2 separate regions of the Mus musculus genome follow, and region 2 is linked to region 1. A link is a loop called in an ENCODE intact Hi-C map of the cell type or tissue named here. Cell type or tissue: left cerebral cortex. All regions are shown on one strand. Each heading gives the region's core, and the rest is flanking DNA. Links, peaks and the distances in the headings are about the cores only.

Region 1 (15,142 bases), core at 4,705-12,704:
ATTCCTTTAAAAAATAAATAGTATAAACCAGCATATTCCTAATTAGAACTTGTGAGTGACCTAAATATTACTACACAATCTTAATTTCTTCAGTTTTAGTTTTTGAATAGAATAGAATAGATCTTCTCACCTTCTTGTTCTTTTATGTAAGAGTTTTTTAACTGTTGAGTGTGGAGGCAGAGGCAGACAGATCTTTGGGTTAGAGACCAGCCTGGTCTACAGAGCTAGTTCTAGGGCAGCCAGTACTATATAGAGAAATCCTGTCTGAAAACAAAACAAAAACAAAAAACCCAAAGCAACAAAAACTAACAACAACAAAAAAGGCCTGGCTGCCCTTGAACTTGCCTGGTAGACCAGGCTGGTCTAGAACTCACAGAGATCTGCTTGCCTCTGCCTCCTGAATGGTTGGATTAAAGGCATGCACCACCACCATCACCCAGACAAACAAGAATCTTAAGTACTCTTTTTTTTTCCTTTTTATTTTTGCTTTTTAGAATCACCAAATCATATGTTTAAAAAAGTTTATTGGTACTTTGGATTTCAATTGAATTGTAGATAAATTTGAAGAAAATGATTATGATATATATTTATATTTATAAAACTAGTCTAATTCATGAACAAAGCCAATGTCTTCGGTTACATTTTAGGAATAAAGATATGTAGATAGACAAACATATAGACACTGAGTTTTTTAAATGTCTTTAAAGAGGTATTAATTAACCAGGCAATTAATCACTTCCAGTTCCCACTTCACTTCTACTTTCTGAATGAAACAGCAGGTTTTACATTTTTCTCATTGCAAAGAAAATCTTGCATGCTTATTCTGGTTTCTCTGAAGACCTGTGGGCACACAGACCTTCATGCTGTGCTCTCAGGACAGCCATACTTTTATTTAATTGTGTGTGTCTGTGTGTGTGTGTGTGTGTGTGTGTGTCTATGCCACATGCAGGTACGCATGGAGGCCATAAGATGGTATCAGATCTCCTGTAGCTGGAATGCACACCCTTTGTGGGTGCTGCAAACAAAACTCAGGTACTATGCAAGAGCAGGAAGTGCTTTTAACCCATTGATCGATCTCAAGCTCTCGATATTAAGCACATCATTTAAATAATTTATCCCAAGATACTTATAGGTGTACAACAATATCATCTAAAATGTTCTATAAAGGAAGAATTTTTTCCCCACTCAGGTTCAGTCTTTCTATATAGACCAGCCTGGTTTCAAACCCACATTCCTCTTGTTTTAGCCTACCAAACTCTGGGTTACAAGTATGTAAAACCAGGCCAAGTGAGACAGCCCTTTTATTTGTTTTAGCTCATTATGTAAACTTGCATTTTTACTGCAGAAAACTCTTTGAATGTTGAATTTTTTAATTTATTGTGTATGTGCACACATGTTTATGCGTGTGTTTGCAGACATGCATGAGCTGGGGTATGTTGCGTGGAGGCCAAAGGACAACTCTTGAGCGTTCAGTCTGTCCTTCCACTTGTGAGTTCTGGAGCCAGAACTCAGGACATCAGGCTTGTACTGCAAGCACTTTTACCCACTGAGCCTTCTTGCCAACCGCCAATGTTTAACTAGTGACTGTGATAATAGCCAGGCATGGTGGCACATGCCTTTAATCCCAGCACTTGGGAGGCAGAGGCCAGCTTTGTCTACATAATCAGCTCCAGAACACCCAGGATTACAAAAGAGACCATGTCTCAAAAAACAAAACAAAATTTAAAAAACAACAACAAGCAAAAAACCCAGCCAAACAAAAACCTGTTAACTGTGGTGATTGCTTTAGTTTGTTGTTATTTTTTTTAATAACATATTTAAACCTTGTTGTTATTTTTTGTTTGTTTTAAAGATTTATTTATTTATGTGAGTACATCACTGTCTTTAGACACACCAGAAGAGGGCATCAGGTCCTCAGGGAATTGAACTCAGAACCTCTGGAAGAGGAGTCAGTGCTCTTAACCACTGAGCCATTTCTCCAGCCCTGTTGCTAGTGTTGTTAACATCTTTTATAAGGTTAGGGAAGCTTCCCTGTATTCCTGTATTCATTAAGAAGTCATATAAAGGGCTGGTGAGATGGCCCAGTGGGTAAGAGCACCTGACTGCTCTTCTGAAGGTCCGAAGTTCAAATCCCAGCAACCACATGGTGGCTCACAACCACCGGTAATGAGATCTGATGCCCTCTTCTGGTGCGTCTGAAGACAGCTACAGTGTACTTACATATAATAAATAAATAAATAAATAAATAAATAAATAAATAAATCTAAAAAAAAAAAAGGAATTAAAAAAAAGTCATATAAAAATGCATGCTGCTTTCTCCCTAAATCTATAGATATGTCAAATTATATTGGTTGTATTTAACCTTAAATCAACATTGCATTCTTAATTTAAACCCAATGTGGTCATTGTATTGTTTTTTCCTCTCTTTTTCATCAGTTTACTAATGTTTTATTATGGCTTCCATCTACATTCCTAAGTACCATTTCCTTACAGCTTTCCCTTTATAATAGCCTTGTATGGGCTTAGACTTGTAAGATCATTTAGGAAGTTCTTCTATTTTCTCAGTGATTGAGAGATTAGAGTGGGGCTGGCAAGATGGCTCAGCTCTTCGGAGCATTTGTTGCTCTGCCAGTGAACCTGAGTTCAGTTCTTAGCACCCATGTTAGCTGGCTCACAACCCCTTTTTACCTGAGCTGTAGGAGAGCCATGGTCCTCTTCTGGCCTCTGTATTCATCTACTCATGTGTGGCATACACACACTCAGACAGAAATTCACCAAATAAATTTATATTTTAGAAGTACGACAATACTTTGTTTGTTTTTGTTTGTTTGTTTGTTTGTTTGTTTGTTTTTCAAGACAGGGCTTCTCTGTATATCCCTGGCTGTCCTGGAACTCACTCTGTAGACCAGGCTGCCCTTGAACTCACATATCCACCTGCCTCTGCCTCCCAAGTGCTGGGATTAGATTAAAGGTGTGTGCCACCACTGCCCAGCTTCAGGACAATAGTTTCTTTTTTGAATTTTCCACTGAGGTAATTTAGTACTGTATTTGTCTTCAGGGAAGATATTAAAATTAGCAAACTGAGCATGATGGCACCCAGCTGTAATCCCAGCACTTGGGGATACAAACAGAAGGATCAGAAGTTTGGGCTTATCTTCAGGTACATAGTTCAAGACCAGATTAGCACATGAGTCCCTGTCTCAAACAAAAGGCCCCAGAAATTATTTAAATTAGCAGTTTAGTTTTTTTAATATATAGGACTATTTAGATTTTTGCCATATTTAATGGATTGTATTTTATAGAAATTTATCTAATTTATCTAAAATTTTGTACTTAAAATTTCTTTCTTTTTTTTTGCCGGGTGGTGGTGGCGTACGCCTTTAATCCCAGCACTTGGGAGGCAAAGGCAGGCAAGGCCAGCCTGGTCTACAAAGTGAGTTCCAGGACAGCCAGGGCTACACAGAGAAACCCTGTCTCAAAAACAAACAAACAAACAAACAAACAAACAAAAAAAGTTCCTTTTAAAAAAGATTTATTTATTTATTTTATGTATATGGGTACACTATAGCTGTCTTCAGACACACCAGAAGAGGGCATCAGACCTCATCACAGATGGTTGTGAGCCACTATGTGGTTGCTGGGAATTGGACTCAGAATCTCTGGAAGAGCATTCAGTGCTCTTAACCACTGAGCCATCTCTCCAGCCCCAACTGTAAGTTCTTAACATACATGTTAAAACTTGTTTTTATCATTTTTATTACTTACTCTTTGAATTTTTTTTTTTACTTTGTATGTATGAGTGTTTTATTTACACATATGTCTGTGTACCCCATTCATGTAGTGCCAGAGACTAGAAGAAGGTAGTGGATCCTCTGGAACTGGAGTTATAACAAGTTGTGAGCCACCTTGTGGTTGCTGGGACTGAAGCCGGGTCACTGGAAGAGCAGCCAAGTGTCCTTGCCCTGAGACACCTCTCCAGCTGTCTTTACTCATATTTTCATACTGATCAGGTCTTTAGTGATATGTGTCCTTTTGCTCTGTTTGGAGATCAGTAGCACCTCTTATGTTTTCCCACTGGCTTCTCGGGCTCATCCTTTGGGGAAACACCTTTTCAAGACCCTCTTTATCTTATCTTAAATTACTCATATCTATTTTTTTCAAATGTTTTCTGTTTGCTTTTTAAAAGCTTCTTGAAATAGGTGCTTAATTCATGAATTTTTGTGATTTTTATTCTTTGCCTTTATTTGGACTGCAAACATAAAATTAATTATGCATATGTCTTGATTTGTGATGATCTGTACTCATTATTGTTCCAAAATGTTTTCCTCAGTTTTCCTTCATCCTTTTGTGTGTGTGTGTGTGTGTGTGTGTGTGTGTGTGTGTGTGTCCCCGAGCAGGACACGTGTATGTTAAGAGTCTCACTCTGTAACCTTGGCTGGCCTGGAATTCACTTTATAAACTGGGCTGGCCTCAAGCTCATAGAGAACTCATCCACCCCTGCATATGCACCATGCCCAATTCCTTTTTTTCCATGATATTCAAATTTAAAGTTTGTTTGAGAAGAGATGCTGTTTGTCTGAAGACTTTATAAAAACCTATTTTGAGGGACAATGAAATACAATCCCAGTACTTGGAAGACAGTGAATTTGAGGCCAGCTGGGATACAGAGCAAGAACATGTTTCAAAAAGCAAAGGAAAAATGTTTTTTGAGATTTTTGTTGTTTGTCAAACAATATGTTGTTAGCCTTTTAAATATTGAAGATAAAACATCCCATTTGTCTTTCCTTACACCTTTATTGGGATATGATTCACAGAAGATACAATCCATTCATTTGTATAATTCCATGCTCTTACATGGCTGTGCAAATGTTGCATTTCCAGTTGCAGAACGTTTCATTTCCACAATAAGAAATCTTGTACCCTGTAGCAGTCAGTTCTATTGCCTTTAAACTAGAAACTGTGGGGGTCAGTTTTGGCTTGGCTCTTTTTTCTGCTCAAGGAGGGAGGTGATCTTAAATTACTCCTACTGCTTTGATTCTTATTGTTTCTGTTTGTTTTATACGCTGCCATTACTGGATGTCCATTATTGGAGCCTCTGTTCACCAGCTACCGTCCGAAGTGCTTTTTGTGGAAAACAGCTATCTACCTCTATAAGAGAAGCCATGCACATAAGACCCTGTGTCTCCCCCCAGAGAAAATGGCTTTATTTTCAGAAAATAGTTTGTTCTTTTATCTCTGCTTGTTCATCAAATTATTTAGATGGCTGTGCTTTTAAAAGAAAGATAGAAAGAGAATGAGTTAGCATTTTAAATAACTTTTTACATGATCTTTCTGATTTCAGGTATTAATCATGGTGATCTTAATGACCATAACATTTTAGTAGACCTCAGCAAGTCAGCCTCTGGAGAAGGTGTGCATCAAGTGTCTGGGATTTTAGACTTCGGTGACATGAGCTATGGCTACTATGTGTTTGAAGTGGCAATCGTTATCATGTACATGATGATTGAAAGCACAAACCCTATACAAGTAGGAGGTCACATCCTCGCAGGGTTTGAAAGTGTGATCCCCCTGACGGCTGTAGAGAGGCAGGCTTTGTTTTTACTTGTATGCAGTCGTTTTAGCCAGTCTCTCGTCATGGCTGCATACTCCTGCCAGCTGTACCCAGAGAACAAAGAGTACCTCATGATTACAGCCAAAACCGGATGGAAGCATTTACAGCAGCTGTTCGACATGGGCCAGAAAGCCGTTGAAGAAATCTGGTTTGAAACTGCCAAGTCCTATGAATCTGAGATATCCATGTGACTGCCGCGGTAAAAAAATTAAATCGCTCAAAACTCCCCGGTGGTGCACATGCGCTCGGCGCTATGCACCCACAATGTTCTGGATTCCCGAGTGAAAGACACACACGCACAACCTTATTTTTAATATGCCCTAAGCAGGTCAATTGCCGGGCCACTCCCTAACTCCACTTGGTTAACGCACACTCCACTTCAATATTCCTGAGTTATTACTTACTAAAATCTATATATTATCTTTGTGCCCTGGACCTGGCTGGGCAGCCCTCCTGGGCAGCTTTCCCCCTGCACCTACATGTCGGCGGTCTTTCCCTTCTGTATCTTTCTGGCGTGGTCCTATGCCCCTCTTGTGGCAAAATCTTCTCTTCCTACTCTCTCTGTCTCTTCCCAGGAATCCTAAAAGTCCCACCTCTGTCTCTGCCCAGTCATTGGCCGCTGGTAATTTTATTGACAAGTCAAAAACTAACTGGGGACAGGCTTCCTTTAGTCCTAAATGTGGGACACTGCAAACAGGTATTTTTGGTAACATAATTAGCATGAGAACACAAGCCGTTACAAGTGACCTTAGAAAAGCTTGTGTTAATTAAAACCCAGTTGGCCTAGAACAAATTTATGAAGGATTTTTGTGCAGAGTTAAAACTGAAATGGTAAAACAGATCCATTCTCACAGGGCAGTGGTGGCGCACGCCTTTAATCCCAGCGCTTGAGAGGCAGAGGCAGGCGGATTTCTGAGTTCGAGGCCAGCCTGGTCTACAGAGTGAGTTCCAGGACAGCCAGGGCTATACAAAGAAACCGTGTCTCGAAAAACAAAACAAAAAAACAAAACAGAGCCATTCTAAATAGGAATTGGTGAAGGAAGATCTAATTTTTACAGCGATCTTTGGACCATCTTTTACTCTTAAGAAAGTCTACATGATGAACCCTTGCCTAGTATGCAAAGCCCGGGTTCAACCTCAGCACTACAGAAACAAGGAAATCCACACAAGTACCACCCAAGTAAGCATGTCTCTGTGCAGGTCATGCTTGCCTTTTACAAGAAACACACATGATGATACATGACTTGTCTTCAGTCTCCGAAGATCGATTCTCGTCCTTAGATCAATGATTTTTAAACTTTGAAAAGAATGCATATGTACAGCTATATTAATTTTGTTTGTTTGTTTGTTTGTTTTTGAGGCAGGGTTTCTTGGCTGCCCTGGAACTCTCAAATTCATAGAGATCCAATTGCCTCTGCCTCTCAAATGCTGGAATTAAAGGCATCTACCACCGCACACATATTCACATATTTTGAATAATCCACATATTTTAAATACCTAACCTATACATCGCTAACTCTATGAATTCTTCCTTAATCTCACCTGTCAAGAAGTGAGGTAGTGAGGTCTTTCTGTCTTTTTTTTTTTTGGCATTTTACTATTACCTGCATATTGTTGTACAGTCATCTATCTTGTAAGTTACCATGACACAGACCATGAGAAACTTAAATACATAGCTTACACATCACAAATTCTGTAGACTCTTAATCTCACCTCTCTAGAAGTGAGGCATTCTATCTTTTTTGTGGCATTTCACTCTTACCTGCTGATGGTTGTACAGTTATCTATCCTGTAAATTGACATGGCACAGCCATGAAAAACTTACATCTGGGTGTCTCTTCTTGTCCCTCTGATAGTGCCTTCCCCACAGAAAAGTCTTTGGACACATTTACAAAATGAATGCATGCAAGAAGAAAGATATGGTGAAGCCCTCGGGGAAAACACAAGAGGGAGTCCTGAGAAAAACTTGTTTGGGAGAGTAGCTGCAACCAGAACTCCAGACACAAGTGCATTGAAGCACATGTAGGCATCCAGGCAAGGCCATTATCCAGGACACCAGCAAGGCGCCTCAGCAGTTAGGGCTTACTATGCTCTTCAGGCTGGTCTTAAACATCGTGGCTCCCAAGATCCTCCTGTTCAGCCTCCCAATGCAGAGACTATAGTGATACACCATTCTGTTTGGCCCCACATGTTCTTTGTTCTCTATAACTAATGATTGCCTTTTTATAAGATTCTGTAAAAATGCAGATCATTGCATTGCATACTTGGCTTAAGTTTTATCTCAGTATTTCCTTTACTGGCTCCTTTTCATGTCTCTCTAGTCTAAGTGGCTATTTACTTATTCTTGTAGGGTGGGATTTTTTTTTTTTTCTTTTCTGTTTTGAGACTGGATTCCACTGTGTTGTCCATACTGGAATCAAGCTGTCGCATGGTTATCCTGGACTCACATGATAATCCTGCCCATGCAACCCAGTAGCTGGGACTGTAGGCATGCATAGACCACTCACTGCATTCTTTTGTTTAACCACATGCTTTCTAAAGATGACTCAGGTCTAGACCCCTAGTCATTTATTTAAACATCTTGTTAGTAGTTATCCGTCTATGTGAGTAGGCTTTGATACTATAACTCTTGTCTGATGTTTGCCTGCCTATCTACCTGTCTAAACTTCCCAAACTAGGTATTTCTCTGAATTTACTTATACAATTTATTTTTAACTTCTCCATGTCTCCCTTTTCTTTTCCTTTCTCGTTTCTTTTCTTTTCTTTTTTTAGAGCAAGATAATGTTTGTACTTAGAGAGTCAATTGTGAGGGTTTTTTAAGAGGCTATGGCAGCCTCTTAGCATAGACTCTGGCACATAGTAGAGGCATAATAAATAGTTACTAAATAATGGATCATATTTCAGGTTACGCACACTCAAAATATTGGTGTGGCACGCTGCTTGCCCTTCTCACAGTCAGCCATCGAGCCCTGCTGCTTTCACAAATCAGGATTTTAGGTTAACAAATCTGGAGCGGTTTTGTCTTTCCTGCTTCATTAGTTTTTCAGTAGAATATACTATACTACAATGATTATTGAATGTTATTTTACATGCACTACCTCATTTAATCCAGAACAGAATCACAAAGATATTCTGATGATTAATCTCCATTTTTAAATAAAGAAATAGAGCCTTGAAAAGCTGATTTATTGCTTTAGAAGGGAGCTCAGGCTTAGATCTTGAATTAGGTCTTTGGGCTGTTACCCCTGTTCCTAATCACTACAAAATCCCATCCTGCTGCCTTTCCTTCCTTGTTTTTACACACCCACACCCACACCCACACACATGGGGGCAGTACATGAGATCATTCACATGTGAAACACTTAGGATACTCATATTTGAGGTTTTTATTTAACTTGGCCAATCAGGACCAGAAAAATGGGCTGGAACTTGGGTCTCATTCCAAATCAGTGTTTATCCTGTTATACAATGGAACTCTGCAAGTTTCTCTTGATTGTTCTTGCTAAGAGAGATTCTCCACTAAATTCCTATTGCAAATATTGCTAATTTCTGTTTGAAATTAAATATATGCTGCATTGTATGGATATTTTACCTTTTGGTCTTTTTTTCTCTCTCTCTCTCATTTTTAAAACAGTCTCACTATATATCCCTGGCTGGCTTGGAATTTACAGGGCAAACCAGGTCCTGAGTACAGGCCAGGTCCCGTCTACATGCAACTAAATTTCTAAGCTTCCCCCTTTAAGAAACCCAGATCCAACCGTTTTGCCTACACAGAAGACAAAGGCCCTGTACATAGTCAACCCACTAGCTCTTCAACCCCCAACATAGGCACAAAAACTAGGTAAGATTGGAAAGGAGAAATGGATGAAGAGAAGTCTTTTTTTCGTTTTTTTTTTTTTTTTTTTTTTTTTTTTTTTTTTTTTCTTTTGTCCGAGACAGGGTTTCTCTGTGTACCCCTGGCTGTCCTGGAACTCACTCTGTAGACCATGCTGGCCTCGAACTCAGAAATCCGCCTGCCTCAGCCTCCCAAGTGCAGGGATTAAAGGCGTGCACCACCACTGCCCGGCGAAGAGAAGTCTTAAACTTAGAACAAAAGTTATCCCAATTAAAGAGTTGGATCTGAGAAAGGAGAAAATGAGGCTAAGAGGAAGAACAAAGGAAAAACTGTTAAGGGGCAAGACTGGAAGAGTAAACGATTTGATTTGTCTATACAGTTGCTACTCTGGCCTCCATTAGAATGGTACAGAAGAGAAAACGAAAGTGGAGTGCAAAGCGTAGGAGGAATCTGGTTCCACTCTCCACGGTATAGACGCTTCCCTCCTCCCTCCAGTCCTCCTCTAATACAGACCGCAGCCAAAGCCGAGGTTGTGCTTCTGCACAGTCCACGTGGGCAGACTGAGCCCGCCCCAGCACTGGGAGAACTTCCGCGTCCTCCCGCCCCGCCCCGCCCCCTCGCAGTCCTGCGCACGCGCGGGAGCCATATTCGCCGCGGATGCTTGGCCATCCGGGTTGGTTCTTCTCCAGCTGAGTAAAGAGGCGCTGATCTGCACCCTCACCGTCTTCCTCTGGTGAGGCTCAGTCCTTTAGGGGCCGCGGAGTCGAGGTGTCTGTCTCCCGGGCGGGGGCCATCTGCGTGGAGACCACGGCCCAGGCCCGCGGCCGCCACCGAGGAGCCGTGGGCACGATGACTTTGCACCCGCCTCCTCGGTGACCGGCCTGCCAGGGACTGGTCCCCGCCGGCCGCCGTCGGGTATCCCCGCGGGGCCTTGACGGCTCGCCTGGGCTCTGAGACCCTCCGGGCCGGTGCGAGGGGTGGGGGCGGCTGCGGCCCAGAGAGTCAATTCGGGAAAGTGGCGCTGCGGGGGAAAGTCCAAGTCTTGTAGCGCCGGCGCCAGGCGTGGAGGTAGCTGTGTTCACAGTCGAATCCGAAACCCGCCGTGGCCTCCTGGCTGCTGTGCTCAGGGCCACCTTTCTGTTTCTCCTACATGTTGGAACCGACTCCTGGCAGGTTAACTCTCCTTAGGCCTGACGACTCTTCTAAAATGTCACTTCCCGTGGTCCTTGAATCCAGCCCGTCGGTGAAGCGGTCTTAAGTAAGATAAAGGTGTTTTCTAACATCTGGGCGCGCAGACCCTTCAAATGTCTGCTTAGCTTTCCAGCCACGATGCCTTCCTTATATCCCATTTGGCAACATAGGAATTGAACTGCCATTTTTCTACTAAGGCAGAGTTTCCATTGCTGTCTTTCGAAGAAACGGAAATAAGGACCAGGTTTACCACCTAACCCCTACACCCCCAAATTTAGGACCATGTGAATTATCCACTTTGTTAACCTTTCTCAGCCTGCTCTACTTGGAATGCCCTTCCTTCACCCCTTCACAATTCTTTTTCTTTGACTTGAGGCTTTTCAACTTACCTTTGCCTCTCCCACCTCTAATTTACTCTCATTATCTGTATTGGTTTCCTAAAATCTTACTTGCTGTCGATTCTGCTTTCCCTCCCCACCCTGAATGTCTCTTCCATGTTGCTTTATAATCTTTGTCTGTCATACCTGGCTGCTAGATTCTGAGCTTTTCAGGACACCATGGTTTACCTTTATTGTGGTGGCCCAGCATCTGTATAGGTCCCAGTGGTGGTGCAGTTCATGTTAGCTGAGTGATGGTGTGGATCAAGTGGTATTAACAGTGGAAGACACTTCTTAAAATTGTGGGGGTTTTGTTATTAATGATCCTGTTTTCTTTTCACAGGAATCAACATAAAGTTCAGAAACCATGGTGAGTTCATGACACGTTTCCTTTAACTTTTGCCTGGGAACATTATGGCTTGTTTGAAGCTCACAGCCTGACATGGAAGAAAATGAAACCAAAGGGGTAGAGGGAGTTGAATGGGGTCTTCCGTCTTCTTTCCACTGAACTCAGCACCAGGGTGTCATTGTATCCAATGCATGGACATCCGGAAGTTGGCGTATGTCAGTGAACAGGCATCATCTCTGTTTTTCCTTTGCAGTCTCGAAGATATGACTCCAGGACCACAATATTTTCTCCAGAAGGTAAATTAGAAGATTTAACCTGCTCCAAAGAAGGTTGGGGCATTTTGTTGTGGTTGTTGCTTTAAGTAGTATATTTTTAGTGTTGGGGTCTAGTGTGACGTTTAGCTACACACATTTTGGAGTTGACTTCATTCCTTTGGTTCTTGGAGATAACTTGTCACCAGGTTCATTACGCCATGCATTGTGGGCGAGTAAATGCAGGGCTGTTGATGCCAGCCTACCTGTGTCATTGCTGATTTCTCTCAGATGAGTGGTGCAAGAGCGAGAGGAACCGTGGTGTCTCACTGTTTTGTAGGTCGCTTATACCAAGTGGAGTATGCCATGGAAGCCATTGGACATGCAGGCACCTGTTTGGGGATTTTAGCCAATGATGGAGTTTTGCTTGCAGCGGAGAGGCGCAACATCCACAAGCTTCTTGATGAAGTCTTCTTTTCTGAGAAAATTTATAAACTTAATGAGTAAGTGCGATCATGGGGAAGAGCTTGAACTATTGCACTTGACAGCGTACTCAGGATTTGCATATTTAAGGAGGGATCTTCTATGTGAAGTGATAGAACTGAAATGAGCAGTTTTATTATTTTTCTTGTAAAAATCTGTGTATTTGCTTTATTTTGCTTGACATCTCCTTGCAGCCCATTATATCTCAGTTCATTATGTGTATAATTCACTTGAAATGCAAAGATAAACACTTGGTGCAAAATAGCACTGTGCAGTGATAAAAGTATGTATGTATTTTCTGGCCACACAGGTTTGGTTTAAAATCTAAAGTCCATGGATACAAGGTGCTACACCTATTATCTAACTTCTTGAGGATCAGAGTGGTTATGGGAATCAAATGAAACAAAATAGTGAAATAAACTAACACAGTGCCACCGTGTAAAGCAGGGCCTCAGGATGCCCTTCAGAATGGCACGCAGGAATTCTGTACAGTTATCCTGACTCTTTACCAAAGAACAAGGCTCGTGGAGGTCTGACACAGTTCAGCCACAGGGTGCAGTCTGATTCTGTCCAGTTTGAGTACTTGGAGCTGGCTGTGGGATTTGGTTGTTGGTGGAAGACTGGCTGTGCTATATAGAGACTTTGCCATCAGTGGTAGGCCGGCTGAAGACTTGGCACTGGGGCCTAGTTAATTATTTGTTTATGTATTACAGCTTTGGATGTGTTTACCAAGCACACTGACCACTCTCACAACCTATTCTTACCTTCCCATCTCCCACCCTTCTCCCCACAAATATTTATGTCTGTCTGTTTTGATTCACTGGCATTACCAGGGCCATCTGTGTGAGAGCTGCTTGCTGGAGTCTGGTGGGCTCAGCAGTGTGTACATATAGCCGAGAACAGTGAGTCTTGCCCAGAATCTACCAGTAACCAATAGATCCTATATAAGGGGTAGGGTCCTATGAGCTACTCTTGGCTAATTATTGACAGGGCTGGTCTTGTCCGCGCCCAAACTAGTTGTAAGCTTGTGACTTCACTTGTCAGATCTAGAGAACGTGCTTTGCTGCCCTTACTCTGTCTCCTCTCTTAAGTAGTTGGCAGCCCCTTTCCCACAACGTTCACAGACCTTAGAGAGGGAGTGGTTGGTCTGAGTGACATCCTTAGGACTGTCTCACACTCTCATTTATTTCCTGTGTTATGGGAAGCTATGAGTCTGCACTATAGCATCCATTGTAAATTGAGGCTTCTCTGATTAAAGAGGGGATCCACTTCTGTCTGGGAGTAAAAGTGTAGGTATTTAGAAGGCAGTTGGGTTCTGTGTTCATTAGCCCTCAGAAGTGCACTTCCTGCATGGGCCTTTGGTACTCCCCTCACATAGTACCGTCTTCCCTAGTCACATTAGTCTCTACCCAGCGACTTATTGGCTTGTTTAGGCATAGTCAGTGCAGATATCTACACTCTAGAGAGCCAGGGAAGGCTTTGGGGAACAGGCAGAAAGCGGGTACGTGCCTAGGCAATTTTTGAACTTACCACCCTCACCCCTACACCTGTCAGGCCAGGCATGGCAAGTTAGACCCTAACGTGTGGGAGTGGTCTGGCTTCTGTACTTGGTGTTCCTTCTCTTGCTGTTTCCAGAGAGCAGTAATCAATACATCTGTTTTAGTTCAGGCTGCATTTGTTTATCATTTATGCTGAATGACACTAGGTAAACATCTCCTAAGAAGATGCTATTTTCATCGCAAAGCTGTTGAATCCCTAATAGATCTAGGTGTTTTATATCACTTAGAAATTCTCTGACAAGCATCTTCCCTTCTTATAGTGACTTTTTTTTCTCCTTCTAGGGACATGGCTTGCAGCGTGGCAGGCATAACATCTGATGCTAACGTTCTGACTAACGAGCTAAGGCTCATTGCTCAACGGTAAGGACGGAAATCGTGTAGCACTCAGCATGTCTCCAAGGAAAGCTTTTTCTTTCATATATATTCTCTACAGAGAGCATCTTCTTGCATTGTATATATTTTAGAGAAGCCTGTTTAATATGTCAATCTCTTTACTTTAGGTACTTATTACAGTATCAGGAGCCAATTCCCTGTGAGCAGTTGGTTACAGCACTGTGTGATATCAAACAGGCGTACACACAGTTTGGAGGTACTGAATTTTTTTGGAAATTTTCTGAAAACTGAAAACATTTTATGAAGAATAAACTTTTTACTTTGTTTTGTTCTGCTTTAAGGTTTGTTAAGGTTGTTTTTGTTGTTGGATTTATTTTGGTTTTAGATTTTTTAAACATTTTCTTTCTCTCTCTCTCTCTCTCTCTTTCTCTCTCTCTCTCTCTCTCTTTCTTTCTTCCTTCCTTTCTTTCTTTATCAAGACAGGGTTTCTTTGTGTAGCCCTGGCTGTCTTGGAACTTGCTCTATACCCCAGGCTGACCTCAAACTTACAGAGATCCACCTGCCTCTGCATCTCAAGTGCTGGGCTTAAGGGCATGTGCCACCACCACCTAGCTTTAAAACACATTGTTTTAAAAATATTTTTGTTTTTTGCAAATTTCCTGCAATGAATTTTGATAATATTCACCCACCATTTCCTTCCCTATCTGTCCCCCACCTCTCAGCCCACTCAGCTTCCTGTTCTTTCCCTCCCTTCCCCTGTCCCCTTTTAACTCCTTCAGTTCAGGTTCCCTAGAGCACTGTCACATTACCAAGGGTCACACCCATAAAGAAACTGCCTTCCCCTCCCAGCAGCCCCCAGTTGCTGGACACTCTGAGCTGGAGGAGGGGCCTCATGCGCCCTCCCCTCGGGGCTGAGAGTTGGTCTGCCGCTGTTCTTGTGGATGTTGTCACAGCTGCTGTGAGCTCATGTGCATGGCGGCTCAGTTGTATTTGGATAACACTTTCCTTGTCACCCAGCAGCACCTCTGGCTCTTCCAGTCTCTCTGTCCCTTCTTCTTCTTCCATGATCCTTGGGTGTTGGAGGAGTGCTCTGGATGTCCCGTGAGCGGAGCACCCTGAAGTCTCTTACTCTCCACACTTGTTTGTAACATTC
Region 2 (15,142 bases), core at 4,187-12,186, 87 kb before region 1:
GTTACACATGATAGAGCGAGCCTAAGAGGCTCACAAGTACTGAACAATCTTAGTGGATTTCCTAATGGGTTCATTACACCCATTACCCCCAGTATCTGGGAATGCCTTCCTTTCAATGTCTGTGAGCCTGAGGGACTGAAGTACAACTTGTGAGTCATGTCAAGCTGGCAACTACTGACCGGGGCCTAGTAAACATCCAACTGCCTTTCTATAGAAACTCAGGGTCACACAGATGTCTACTGTAACTGATTACTTAGCTTTTAGAAGTACATTATGCTGGGACAAATGATCACTCAATTTATTCCTAACATCAGAAAGAAGTTGCAAAAACTGTCACTAGGACCTGAGACTTCTGTCAGTGGCCTACTACATAGAGCAAAATCTGTTTTCTATAGCCAGGATCTAAAAGAACAGAGGGACTGAAAGGAAGCCAGTGGTGTGTGTGTGTGTGTGTGTGTGTGTGTGTGTGTGTGTGAGAGAGAGAGAGAGAGAGAGAGAGAGAGAAAGAGAGAGGGAAGGAGAGAAAGAGAGAGGGAGTGAGAGAGAGAAAGAGAGGGAGGGAGGGAGAGAGAAAGAGGGGGGGGGAGAGAGGGAGAGAGAAAGAGAGAGAAAGGGAGGGAGAGAGAAAGAGAGAGGGAAGGAGAGAGGGAGAGAGAGGAAGGGAAGGAGAGAGAAAGAGGGAGGGAGGGAGGGAGGGAGGGAGGGAGGGAGGGAGGGAGGGAGGGAGAGAGAACTACTTTACCATAACAGGCTATGACCTCTGTGATCAAGATGGATTGAGATTCTATTAGTCTTTGAATTGTATGTACTTAGCTGAGTAGGGGACTAGAAGACAGCTTAACCCCATCTGTATTTGGTCCCTTCGATTATCAGCTGATGCCTGAAAGTTAATAAGAATGAAGACCCTAAATCCTTCTCCAACTCAACTTCATTTCATCCAGAAATAGTCAGACTGATTCAAAACCCATCTCCTAGCAGGAGTGATGCAGGTTGGAAATTCCTGAAAAAGGATCAAAGGGTCTCAAAGGTTGATTGTTAGGTAGCTATTTAGATGTTAGCAGAGTTTAAGGTCATGGGGCTGAACCCCTCCTTCAATATCAGCAGCTTATTAAACCAGGAGGTCAGACTGCAGGACTCTGATTCCCTGCACCGGGACACGGTGTTCTGAACTGCTCAGGAAGCTATGATAAGATTACTGTCTAGCCAGAGGCTTCCTAATAAAGAACAAAGACGTACCATTGTTGTTCCCTCTTCCCCCAAGAGTCAGTCCACGTGCACCTGTCAATCACAGGGACAGGACAATGCGCTTCTGCTTTAGCAGCTTCAGAAAGGATACAATGCTCTCTCCCGCCATTTAGTCCTTCTCACCTGGACATTCTCTCCAGTTCAGTTTGTAAAAACTACCTTCTTCTCTACTTTCCTGTGTGCCTCATCTTCAGTTCTTTTGATAGTGATCACAGACTGGGGAACCAAGCCAAGTCCAGATTAAGGCCATGATGGCACAGTAACCCTAAGTTCATCTTCCAGACACTGACATGAGTTTTAGAGGAAGAACTGGGGCAGTGAGCAGGACATATGCATAATTAAGCAGTCCTAGTCAAGGTTTGATCACGTGCACCGTCGGTGGCCTTAGCTCATCCTGAAAGGATGGTTTCTGGGAACTCCTTTTGCTTAAAGGTTGAGGTGACTCTCTGGAAGAGATTACTTCTGCTCCAGTGTACATTCTCCAGCTCCTTGGGGAATGGGGCGTGGTCTGTTCTGATGGGCTTTGTTCTTCCGGGACAATTAAAGGCTTTACAAAAAGGAGGCAAAAAATACCTACCTCTCACATTGCTTTTAAATTACCTTCAGGGTCCAAGCTAAGAGACAATGCTTTCAAGCGGAAGCAACTTTAAGTGCCTGTTTTAAAAATGGCTGAAAGTCTGTTGCTTCTACCTTCATTTTGTGTCTGTCTCCTTTAGTCATCTTATGGCTCTAGATGTCCAAAGAAACTAGGTTGGCCCCCCCATAAATAGGTAATGGTAAAAAGTAGAGAAAAGGGCTAGAGAGATGGCCCAGTGGTTAAGAGACTGTTCTTCCAGTGGTCCTGAGTTCAATTCCCAGCAACCACATGGTGGCTCACAACCATCTGCAGTGGGATCCGATGCCCTCTTCTGGTGTGTCTGAAGACAGCTACATTGTACACACATACATATAAATAAACAAACAAATAAATCTTTTTAAAAAGTAGAGAAAAGTGGTTTATTCAATGAGGCAACACTGAGAAGAATGAACAGAGGCCCAATGGTCCCCTTGTCTTAGTCCCCCCCCCCCCCTGCTATGATAAAATACTTTGATTAAGCAACTCAGAGGACAAAGGGTTTGTCTCAGTGGTTAAGAATACATCCCAATAATGGCAGGGAAGCTGAGGTAGCTGGAGCTTGGAGAGCTGGTCATGTTGAATCCACAATTGGGCAACAGAGCACTTCACTTTCTCCTTTTTGTATAGTCCAGGATCCTACCCCAGGAAATGGAGCCATGAGCAACCAGTGTGTATCCCCTATCAACGAACCTAATCAAGGCCATCCCCACGAGCATGTCCTCACAGATGCACCAGAGGCTAGGTGAGTCTGGATCCTATTAAGTTGACAACACTCTTGGGTCTTCACATCTCTTGGGTCTATCTTTGATTCTGACATAAATAGAGGATGAAAGGTATGCCTAACCAAGCAGTCTTGGTCAAGGTATGTCCCTGCCACCAATGGCCCATCCTTGTCTTCCTTTCAGTCTCTCTGACAGGTAGTCTGACAAGTAATAATTGTGTAAACTCTTTCCCAGAGACAAGTTCCTCCCTTGGCTGGATCAGACTTCTGCATTTTTCATTCTTTCAGCATGCGACTCCTGGGGAAATTTTCATTGTTTCAGAAGTCTGATAGTCAGAGGCAGCAGCACTGGAGTCTCTTTAGAGTCTCTTTATCCCTATTAGGACAGTGTTACCAGTGTTTACAGACTTCCAAGGAGACCCTAAATGCCTCGGGTCATTGCCCTAGATCTGCATTCAACTTCGATTCTAGGAACAACAGGACCTATTAGCACCTCTATGACAGGGATTGAAACTGCCACCCTAGTAATGGATGACTCCCCAGTGAGGCCATTAATCTCAGATGCTGATGCTCCAGTTTGCTTTCCCTCCAGTGGAAAGCAATGTCTTAGGAAGCCAAACAGAACTAGTGCTGCAGTGATAACCCAACCATAAGAGCCTAACCAAGCCTACTTAACTAGGCATAGCTCTCCCCTTGCCCCAATTACTCTAACATCTAAACCCAAAGCTCACATCAGTGCCCTATAGATGAAGGACCTAGGGCCACTGAATCTCTTCATCTTTTTTTCCCAGTGTGCCCACAATGATCAATAAATCTCTTTTCTCTGCTTTCACCAGTACTGATGTGTCAACAAAAAAACTCAAATCTCATCTCAGAAGGAATTCTCAGCCAAATATGAGTGCCATGGCCCAGGAGAAGGGATTCAGGTGGTCCTGAATAATGTGGTCCAGTGTGGATGTGGTTTTTATGAACTTTTTATAGAACAAAGGCATTATAAATCAAGGCACTTAAATAAACTGACCAGGACCTCACGCAGTTAGGTTACAGCAGAGTCAGGAAAGCTCTTAGTTTTTGGGTTAGTGGAAGCTGGTGGTCTGCTGAGAATATATTCCAGAGATTTCATCTGATAGATAGAGGGATATTAGGTCAGACTTAAAGTAGGCAATGGGTAGTTATTGGGGGACTAAAACTAGCTCAGATAGTTTGACTTGTGATTTACAGCATTCCAACTTTGTATAATCACAAAGTTTTGCCTAATCAGTTGGCTGTTAGAATCTTCCACATAGGTGTGGCTTTTTTGGGAACTTCAGTTTACTGTTTAACTGGAGTATTGGCTGGAGGAGTCTTTTGGGATTCCTCAAGCCAGGGCCTAGATCTGAAACTGTGTCAGAGTACTAGGTAAGAATAGGGCTTATTGTGAACATCGTGGCCTGTGCCTCTAATCCCGGTACTCCGAAGGTTTTAGCAGGAGGATTGTTATGAGGTGGAGGGTAGCCTGGGCTACAGAAGAAGGGACAGAGATAGAGACAGAAATCAGGAATAGTGGCATGTCTGTAATACCAACACTAGAACAGAGGCAGAGGAATCAGAAGGAAGGCTATCCTCAGCGACATAGCAAGTTGGAGGTCAGTTTGGGATATATGAAACTCTGCCTTTACACACACAGAGACACACACACAGACACACACACAGACACACACACAGACACACTCATACACACACACAGAGACACACACACACACACAGACACAGACACACAGACAGACACACACACACACACACACACACATACACACACACACATTTGTGGGAGCATGCTAAGAAAGGGGGTTGGAACAGAAGAACAAATAAAATCCAGGCCCAAGAAGGTCTCAGACATTGAGTTGGAAAGTCTGATCTTGACACATGCAGAAACTCTGAAGGATTTTATTTTTACAAAGATTTATTTATTTATTTATTTATTTATTATATGTAAGTACACTGTAGCTATCTTCAGACACACCAGAAGAGGGCATTAGATCTCTTTAAGGATGGTTGTGAGCCACCATGTGGTTGCTGGGATTTGAACTCAGGACCTTTGGAAGAGCAATCAGAGCTCCTAACCACTGTGCCATCTCTCCAGCCCATTCTGAAGGATTTTAAACAAACATTATCAGATTTGTGATTAAGGAGGGATGATGCCCTGGTGGGGTTGTAAGGGTATTTGGAGCAATGGTAAATTAAGAAGTCGAGGATGAAACAGGGAGAGTTGTTAGAAAACTAGAATGCTGAATTATATAAAATCATTATTTTTAGGTCACAGTGGCCAAAGCTTAACATTTTTATTTATTATTTATTTACTTCTGTGATTGTGCATGTGCGTATGATGTGTGCAAGTGTAAGTCCCACAGCATGTGGAAATCAGAGGAAACTTTGTGGAGTTGGATTCTGGGAATTGAGCTCAGGTCACCAGACTAGCATGGTAAGTATCTTTATCCACTGAGCCATGCAATAGTCTAAAGTGACCAATGGCTCAACCTAATACCAAGTAAGAAATGACCAGAACCTAAACTGTGGTACTGATGAATGAGGTCAAACAACATTAGGAAAGTCTACTTTGACAGGACACCACAGTATCTTTGATGAAAGGGACAAACAGAAGGGTCTACATCAGAAAGTGGAAGCACAGTTATAGACCACAGGAAAGCATTCCTGAACCTAGGCATTTTACTTTTCTTTTGACAAAGATCGACACAGCTTAAGGACCGACAGGCTCATTGGGATGTGATCATATAGCCAAGTTCAGAGCTAAAGTTGAGATTAACACTCTCTCTCTCTCTCTCTCTCTCTCTCTCTCTCTCTCTCTCTCGGTTTTTTTTTTTTTTGAGTCAGGGTTTCTCTGTAGAGCCCTGGCTGTCCTGGAACTCACTTTGCAGACCAGGCTGACCTCGAATTCAGAAATCTGCCCGCCTTTGCCTCCCAAGTGTTGGGATTAAAGACATGTGCCACCACCAGGTTTCTTAATTATACTGTCTCTGCTATAATCTGGCTAATCAAAGAAGGCATTAGTATAAGTTTCCCGGGGTTTCTATGACACAACATGGGTAGCAAAAACAATGATTTCAGAGGAAGTAGGAGGGGGATAAGGGAAGTATGCATTACATACACGTACGAAATTGTTAAAAAATAAATGATTAAAAAACAAATGACACTATGTAATTTTCACCTGTAAGTTAATATATATGACTTGAGGTCACTTTTAGCATCTCGTAGCATATCTTTATGTGAGTATTCTGTACTTTTTACCCGTGCTCCTTTGGCAGGCATTGAGGTTGCCTTCAATGTTATTATAAGCAGTAACCTCGTGCTTACCTACCCTGTGCCCGCCTTCATATGCACCTAAAGCCACAGGCGACACCATTGAGACACGGTCAGTACGAGTCATTCCAGTGGCTCATGTGGTGATGGCAGTTTATAGCCTTTGCCATTATAGAGCGTCAACATTGTAAGTAAATACTTTTTTAAAACTTGGTTGCATAAGTTTTCATGAACTTTGAAGTGAGCGCTGTGATGCAATATCTAAAGGTTGGACTCACCTGATGAACCTTAGCATGAAGAAACAATGAGGCAAGTTCCAATTAATGAACATTTTGCAAAAACAACTATGTGCTTTGACAGATACCAACAGCACCAAGGAAAATAAGCAGCTAAGAGACTATCCTAAGTACAGACTAGACAGGATTGGATTTTAGTGGGAAAAAGTTTCTAGAAAAACAATATTATCTAGGCGTGGTAGCACATGGCTGTAACACCAGTACTTGGGAGGTTGAGGCAGGAGAACTGCTATAAGTTTGAAGATACTTTGGGCTTTTTTCCCCTCTGAGTCAGCTCGAGACACCCAAGACCAAGTTCTCAGCAAAAAGGAGGGACAGAGGACAGGATAGGGGACAAAGACTGGAGATAAAGGACAGGGAGAAGGGGAAGGGAACAGGGAGGGGAGAAAGGGAGCAGGACAAAGGGGGAAAGGAGCATGTCTGTGGGGGAGGGGAGCAGGGGACTGCCTCTGGATGGAGAGCAGACAGACAAGCCTCCTAGGCATATGACAGTTTATAAAGGGAAAAGGGAAACCCTGGGTTAGGGTGAGGTTTTAAATTTAATTGTGCGTGTTAATTAGGTGGGCCAAAGGGGGCTGTTGATTGCTGGACTTCAATCTTTTAATAGCTGGACCTTTGTTGTCAGCCTCAGGAGGAAGAAGTAGCTAAATAAGGGAACAGACCTTGATTGCCAGCTTTAGGAGTGTAATCTAACAGTTTTACAAGGCAGAGGGAATGAAGGAGAAGGGCAGGCCCTGCCAGAGCCACGTTTGTCACGCGTGGGCAGCCTAGTGTCCCTTTGGGGTTGTCTGGTGAATGTGGAATCAGCCAGAGCTACACAGCAAGACCATCTCAAAACAAATAAATAAAACAAGGTAAACAATTGAAACAATTGGCAACATTTTAAAATTTGGTTGTAAATGATGTCAATGTTTGATTATAGAATATTAATAGGGCTGATTCTTCAAATGCATAAAGTGTAAATATTAATGGTACTGTACCAGTGCTAAATTTCCTTCTTTCTTTCTTTCTTTCTTTCTTTCTTTCTTTCTTCTTCTTTTTTTTTTTTTTTTTTTTTTGAGACAGGGTTTTTCTGTATAGCCCTGGCTGTCCTGGAACTCACTTTGTAAACCAGGCTGTCCTCAAACTCAGAAATCCACCTGCCTCTGCCTCCTGAGTGCTGGGATTAAAGGCATGTACCACCACGCCCAGCTAGTGCTAAATTTCTTGAATTTAACTGTTGTAGTGTGGTTGTATGAGAGACTGTCCTGGGGGGATGGAGAGATTGCTTAGCAATTAAGGCCATTTGTGCTCTTGTAGAAGACTTCAGTTCAACCCCCAGAACCACAACAAACGAATTTTCAAAAGCTCAAACTAGTGAAAACCATGAGATTTGAGAGATAGGTTGGTAATTAGGATGATTCAACACCCTCTTCTGGCCTCCTTGGGCACCTGCACACACATGACATACACTAACATTGAGATACACATATAAATAAATCTTTAAAACATAAAAAGAAAAGCCCAAGTCTTGAAAGAGTGAGTAAGGGTTAGCCAACGGTGTACAGGAGTGTTGTTTCAAGAGAAGCAGAACTATTCAGTTCAGCCTCGTGAACAATGAAGTTATACGTGAGCTCTTGCTTCCATCTGAATGCATCGCAAATCCAGACTCAGTTTCTTGGTATGTGAGTTTGGTTACTGTGTCCTTCCTAGTTTGTTTCAGTTTCATGGAGATGATTTCGAGAATAGTCATGCCCTTGAGACTTTCTGAGAAGACTGTCACAGTTGTTAAGGTCAGGAAGCCAGTGGATCAAGTGGACTTCTAAACAGTAATGGAAGAGAGGAGCCAAGGATAGCGTGCTGGTATGTGCTTAGGCGGTGGCATTCGCTGGTGTAGGTGACAGACACATAAGGACTCAGTCACTGGCTTGGGTGGCAGTGGTTGTGGTGGTGGTTTTGCATAGGAGATGCCTGTGGTAACAAGCGTTAGGATATATTCCTCTAAGCTTAGGAGATGGGTTTGAGTTGTAGGTAGGCTAGAGAGCATCAGCTTATGAACGGATAGCTGGAGCCAATAGACAGATGAATGAGCCAGAGGAAATGAAATCTGGTGCAAAGCTCATGTCACGAGATAGAGTTAATGACAGTACACTTAATAGCTGGGCAGAGAAAGGCCCTGGTAGAGGAGACTGGGATGAAGCAGGCTTGGAGGCCAGGAAGTACAGAATAGTTTTGGAATTATGGAAGCTAATACAGTTTGTCTTAGCAAACATACTAAACAAACAGTTAAAGCAAGAGCTGGGGTATTAGCAAATAGTTATGCCTACCTTTATCACAGGCATTTTTGGAAGTGGAAACCAGTCTGAGAAGGGATAGGAGTGGGGAAGAAAAGGGCAAACCAGACAACTCCAAAGAGTCCGCTAACCAAAAGACAAGACAGGGAAGACATAAGGACTCTCCCTGGCGGGGCCAGAGAGAAACTTAGGACACCATCACGTTTAACTGCTCCTGGGAAGAGAAAGGTTGAAGTTATAGGAAAGTATGGACATTTTAATTCATTCAATTAGTCGATTGCCTATGTGTCCCATTAACCCGGCCTTGTTCTCTTGAGAATGCACGAGTGGGCGCCTCATTACATCACGGCTTAACACAAGGCTTTACCATGCAGGGAGAACTTGAGTCCCAATCCTGGCTCTTTCCTACAAGACAGTCCTGCAGACATCGCGGGACCTCAAAACCTCACGGTATACTTTTGGGCCCACAAGAAAGTAACGGAACCTATGGCGTCCCGTTGTCAAAGTTACTAACCTCCCAGGGTTCCGCCCCCCCACCTCCAGCTCTGGAGAACAACAGAGGCTGCGCAGAGACCCGCCTACCCGCTGGCTCCGCCCCGCTCTTTCTTTGTTTCGCCGGTCCGAGGATCTCGCGAGAGTTAGCCGGCAAATCCCGCGAGCGCGGACCCCGGGCCAGCTCTGCGGCTCTCGCGGTGCCTGCGCGAGACTGCTTCCTTCCTCCTTTCCCCTGCCCGTCCGCCCGTCTTCCTCCCTCTCTTCCCGGCCTGGCCTCCCCCTCCTTCCCCCGCTGGCCCCCTCCCCGCAGGGATAATATGGTCTCCGGCGATGGACTCCCCAAGTGCAGGTCAGTTCCCGGCCGCCGCCTTAGCGTTGGCGGCTGGTGGCGTGCGCTGCTGTACATCCGTGGCCCTCGCTGTGCTCTGCTTACGGTCACCCGGGGGGGCGGTCGGGCCCTCAGGGCTTGGTCGTTCTCTCCCCTCGGGGCGGAGGCCGCGAAGGCCGGGCGTCCCCGCCCGCGCGTCCCGCTCTTCAGCGGAGCGCTAATTCCGCCCCTGGCCGGGGCCCGCTGCTTGTTGGCTGCAGCCTCCAGGCCCCCAGGAGGAACTGCTGGGGCAGGGACAAGCCCACGTCTTTCTCTGCCCGCCCCCCTTTTGTGAGCATTGAGTGTCGGAAGACCTGGCTCCCTTGTTTGGCTTTCACTCTGCTGGCTGATCCTTCTACCCAGCATCCTGGGATCTCCCTTTCTTTGCTCCTGGAAGTGGAGGGGCTGTCGAGGCTGAACGTTAGCCGGTTCCCAGATCATTTGTTGCAGTCTCCTCCCCCATCCACCTCCCTCCACAAAAGAAAAACACTGTTCTTTCTGAATGGACTGTGCTTGTCTTTTCTGGTTTTGGAAGAAGATCTTAGAGCAATGTTTAAGGGTCTCACCCATCCAAGTAATGAGGCCGCATAATGAATTTTTATCTACCTCACCCTTTCTCACAACACTGAGAGTGGGGGCATATTCAATTAGTGCATAACCATTAAGGGTATATCTCTTAGTAGAATCTAATGTGCCAGTTTACCTAGATATTTTGATGGTCACTTTAAAAATCATCTTTAGTGTTCTGTTGTTGGATTTTTAATTGCCTTTTGAACCTCTAACAATGGTTTTGTCAAAGCATTATCTCTGTACTTAAGCATGTTCAGGGCACGATTTCTGAATGCTTGTACATCATTTAAACCATTCTTATGGTCTCTTTGCAGACATTTAACATTTCTAAGATTGAAAAGCCATTGGGTGGGTAATGCTGTAATCCCAGCATTCAGGAGACAGAATGGGCGATTATTGCCTCTACTTGCAGGCTCTCCTGGGTTGCCCAGTGAGGTTAAGTCCACTCTGGGATACAGTGACAACACCCTGTGTCAACAGGCAAGGTAGAAAGCTGTCTGTCTCACTAGTTTCTGTTTGACAAGAGTCGAGGTTTAGAATTGTCCCCTTGCAGTCCCGTGGAGACGAGTCTTGTGTCTGTGGTATGGGACAGTCAGCACCTCCATCACTGCCTCCATGGTTCAAGGTGGCCCTCGTAGCTGCCCCGCAGGGTAATGCAAATGTGCAATATTCCCATCAGCTTTCCATCACACACAGAGTTCTGCTGAGCAAAAGTTTGGGTGTTTTCTCTTTGAATAAGGTTCTTGGTAACTGTAGTTAATGTACTTAATGTATTTGATGGAATGTATTTAATGAAAGGCATTTGTTCTTTTTCTTCTCCAGGATACACCTTTGAGTACCTTATTGAAACATTAAATGGCAATTCACAGAAGAAGTTCTTCAATGTACCTAAACTTGGCGGCACCAAGTATGGTAATGTTGCTTTACGTTTTTCGTGGGCTTAGTTTCTAGTAGTTACAGTGCATTGGTCAAGGTGAGCAGAAGACATTTTATAAAACTTCCTTTGGGACTTTTGGTTGAGAACAATAGAAACCATACCTCGATTTCTTCTTTAAACTTTTAGTTAATTAGATGCTGCCTCTCCTCCCCTCCCCCCAGAAGCTAATCTTATTTTTAAAAGAGAACATCATAATCTATAGTGACTGAATGTGTGTGTTAACTTTTTCAATGGTCAGTGCCTCTGGTTATTGTTTTGTTTTTGTTTTTTTCAGGACAGGGTTTCTCTGTAGAATGTGACTGTCCTGTCATCCACTCTGTAGACCAGGCTGGTCTCATACTCAAAGATCTATCTGTTATTGCCTTCCAAGTGCTAAGATCAAAGGCAGGGACCGCTACTGCTTAGAGCCTCTGATTATTCTTTAAAAATATTTATCATCTTTAAATAGAATCATCAACTGAGCCCACTGGTTCAAATTGTTCTTCACTGCTAGGCTTGATTCTCTGACACTTTGGTAAACGTTTTCACATTCCTCATCGGGGTCAAACCTTTCATCGCATTCTCAGAAAAATGAACGTGCTTAACCTGGCCATTGGATGGATGGAGTCTTAACTTTGATTTTCAGTTGTCTTTTGTTTTGAGACATGGTCTCCTAAGTGGCCCAGGGTGGCCTTGAACTGTCATTTCTGTCTCAGTGCTGCAGTGGGAAGAAGGTCCCACTAAGCACAGCTTTTGATTTAGTTGACAGTTGAGCAATTTTTCTAACAAGACCAAAGAATAGAAAACCTGTTTGGAAGAATGGTTGCTGGTGTAAGCTTTTATGAAAAAAATTCATGGCCAGCCTTCTACAGTTTGGAGAGAGATTTTCTTTAGTCCTGTTTTATTGCTCCTTTATAAATACTGCAGATTTTTATGAATTTAAATACTCTTCATGTATTATATGTATCTATATGCATTTTGAGACAATGTAGGTATTTTTTTTCTTAGAACTATATTGCTCTTTAAAAATAAAAATAACTATTCCCTAGAATGGCAACAGTAGCATTCTTTCTGTTGCAGTAATTTGTACTGATAAGAGAGTATGGGTATTTTTTAATATTTTATGTCTATTATTTATTTTATCCCATAAGTGATGATGATTTTGTATTGGTTCTAGAAGATTGTTTACCAAAAAAGGGAGGGGGCATTGGTTTAGTAGGCAAAACGCTTGCCCCATAGCGTGAGGACTTGAGTTCAGACCTGCAGCACTCACATACAAAGCTCAGCATAGTCATGTATCTGCCAGCTCTCCACAAGCAGACTCGGGCAGGACCGATCCTCATTTGCCATCTGCCCAGCCATTCTAGCCAAAACAGCAATGCTCTCTAGGTGAGGGACCCTGCTTCTCTTAGGGTGGAGAGCAATATTGAAAACAACCTAACATTGAACTTGAGTACACACATGCACAGACAGTCATATCATTCATACACACATATATATTATTCTCACACACAATAGGTTTTTCATACACTCTTTTCTTCAAAACAAAGCCTGATTCTAGTTACTTTTCTGTTGCTATGATAAGATACCATGACCAAGACAACTTATAGAAAAAGTTGATTTGAGGCTTACAGTTTCAGAGGTTTAGTCTCCATAACCATTATCAGGGAGCTTAGCAGCATGCTGTCAGACATGAATAGTGTTGGTGCTGTAACAGAGAAGCTCTTACCTTAAGAGGCAACCATAATTCAGAAAAGGGCAGTGGGACTTTTGAAACTTGGAAGCCTGTCCTTAGTGACATACCACCTCCAACAAGGCTACAACTATTAGTTCTTCCCAAACAATTCCACTGACAAGGGACCAAGTATTAAACTATATGAGTCTATTGGGAACCGTTCTCATTTAAGCCACTACTCTAGCCTCAAGGGATTTTGGGGTTTGATTTATTTTGTTTTTTAGATAGTCATATGTAGCCCAGCCTATTCTGGAACGCACTATGTAGCCCAGGCTGGCCTCAAAGTTCTGATTTTCCTGCCTCCATTTCCCAAGTACTGAGATTACAGGAGTGTGTGTTGCACCATGAGATTTAGGTAGTGCTGGGGGGCCCAGGACTCTTGCCTGCTAAGCAAGCACTTTACCAACTAAATTACATCTTCATGTAAAAGTTTTTTTTAACACAAATTTGAATGATTAGTAAGGAACATATATAGGGATGTTTTTTGTACTTGAAAATAAATAATTTCTATGAATACTTTATGGAAATATGCTTGAAGATGACCTATAAACATAGAATTAGGGAATTGAGCAATTAACTACTGTTCCCCTTCCCCCTTTCTAGTGCCAGTTTATCTTATTTTTAAAAATATTTTAAAAATTATTTATTTTTGAGAACAGGGTTTTTCTCCATATAGCTCTCTTATAACTAACTATGTAGACCACAGTAGCCTCAATCACAGATGAGCCTGCCTCTGTCCATTGTATCTTTTGCTTCTCCAATTTATATTCAGGGTAGAGAAGTGGACACTCCTGAGACATTGACTATATTTTGATCTGATATGATTTCCCTCTTGGAAAGTTCTGAGTTGCCTCTTTGGTACCTTTTAGTATACTGACTAGAAACTTAAGAGATCTTTGTAATTGTCTTCTCTGAGTTTAAAAATACACATATTCCCAAGGCAGAGAATAGTCTCCGTTGCTTGTAATAGAGTCTGCTTTCTGAAGCAGTTGAATTGCCATTGAACAGAGGTTATGTGGGTGGCAGTTAACCTCAGGTAATCACAGAGAGCAGCAGTGTAAAATCATGAGTGAAGTGGTTAGCAATGGGGAAGAGGGTGGAGAGACGGGCTAGTGTAGAGTGTCCATTTTTTAACTAGTATGAAGCCTCATGCCTTTAGGTCATCTCATTATCTTTTCTTTTTTCCTTCCTGACTACTTACTTTCTTAACTATAGTAAATAGATATAGCCAGCACTATATTCATACTTACCTTGTTAGCCAGGCATGGTAGCACATGTCTGTTGGTCAGTGTCAAGAGGTCATGGGTTCCAGATCAACCTGAACTACATAGATTCTGTCTCTAAATAGCATGGGGTGAGGATATAGCTCAGTGGTAGAGTAGAGCATGCACAAAGCCCTGGATTGGATTCCCAACACTAGGAACACAAAACAAAACAAAATGAAAACCAACTCCTACATTGCGTTCTCTGAAAGGAATCTATACTTAACATTTTAGTAGAGTATTTTGTGGTTTATAAGAATTTCAAACAAGATCCATCCTTCTTCACAGATAAAATAGAAAATCATTTTTTGTTTTGTTTTAGTTTTTGAGACAGTGTTTTGTGTGTGTGTGTGTGTGTGTGTGTGTGTGTGTGTGTGTCTAATAGAGCCCTAGTTATCCTGGAACTCTCTGTAGACCAAACTGGCCTTGAACTCACAAGAGATCCTCCTGTCTGTGCCTAGTGAAAGACACATTTTTATAGACATATGTAAAGCATGAATATTTTTACAGTGTGTATTGCTCTGTGACCTTTTTTCACCTAATATATTATGCACATCTTTCCATGTCATTTAATACAAGTATTCCTGCTATCTGAATCTGCTTGGTTTCTGAGTCAGAGAGTGTGAGTTCCAGTAGAAAGGGCTGGGTGTACTTTGCTACAACCTTTAACAGTTAAATAATAAAGTTGTTACTAGCTTTCTCTGCTATATTTCCTTTATTCCTACCCCCTGCAGGGCCTCAATTGGTCTACATCCCTGACTTCTAATACACACACACACACACACACACACACTCTTTTAATTCAAGCTATTGATACATAGTATTGTTATGTTGAAGTTGTGCAGTTCCTTCCACCTTCATCACACACACTTTTATTTTCATGCTCTTAGTATATGCTGTCCCAGTCTCTACCATGGACTATGAAGAACAAATACTTTGATAGAAAATGATACTATGTTTTCCAGATATGCAAAGATAGAAGAGGAAAAGTATAGTCTTATCAAAACCAGTCAGAGCCAGAGGCTGTTTGCAATTTGAAGGCTGCCTGGTCTTGTTTTTTACTGTCTACCTGAGCTTTTATCTGTATAACTCCCTGTACTGACTTTGAATAATTCCCAGTATGACCACTGGACTGTTCTTTGTGCATTGTAAATGGCTTACCATCTAGCTAAGGTATTTCTTGGTGACTTTTTCACCTGTTGCTTTAACTGGATTTGTCAATTTTCCTCTGCTGATCCAGTTATCCTGCTGGAAGGGTGTGTATTCTCAAATCTTGCATTTTCCTTGGGCCCTGGGAAAGGATTGTGGGTTGGGTAGCAACCATTTACCTAGAGTATGCACAGTACATA

What was found. Peaks named below come from ENCODE experiments on the same cell type or tissue, not always from the same donor. Only the 100,000 strongest peaks of a DNase experiment are listed, where the experiment ranks them.
Region 2: it touches region 1 in a loop (3-fold over the local background); 8 of 42 quality-filtered maps call a loop at or near these places.

The regions. Positions count from the first base shown.
Region 1 is chr9:54,940,725-54,955,866 of GRCm38, forward strand. Hykk (hydroxylysine kinase 1) reads left to right here. Exons shown (of 5, transcript NM_177351.4): 5 at 5,342-9,200. The coding sequence ends at 5,802. It overlaps AY074887 (cDNA sequence AY074887), which reads right to left and starts at 10,230. Exons shown (of 1, transcript NM_145229.2): 1 at 9,520-10,230. The coding sequence starts at 10,115. The coding sequence ends at 9,717. It overlaps Psma4 (proteasome subunit alpha 4), which reads left to right and starts at 10,135. Exons shown (of 9, transcript NM_011966.3): 1 at 10,135-10,179; 2 at 11,358-11,384; 3 at 11,617-11,659; 4 at 11,955-12,117; 5 at 13,939-14,016; 6 at 14,157-14,245. The coding sequence starts at 11,382. In left cerebral cortex, for the core only: no CTCF peak of the experiment used is centred there; DNase peaks (open chromatin) are centred at 5,775, 6,264, 8,960, 10,029 and 1 more place; H3K4me3 peaks cover 1,648 bases; H3K27ac peaks cover 1,219 bases.
Region 2 is chr9:54,854,605-54,869,746 of GRCm38, forward strand. It overlaps Ireb2 (iron responsive element binding protein 2), which reads left to right and starts at 9,151. Exons shown (of 22, transcript NM_022655.3): 1 at 9,151-9,292; 2 at 10,703-10,792. The coding sequence starts at 9,274. In left cerebral cortex, for the core only: no CTCF peak of the experiment used is centred there; DNase peaks (open chromatin) are centred at 9,068 and 9,562; H3K4me3 peaks cover 2,020 bases; H3K27ac peaks cover 1,196 bases.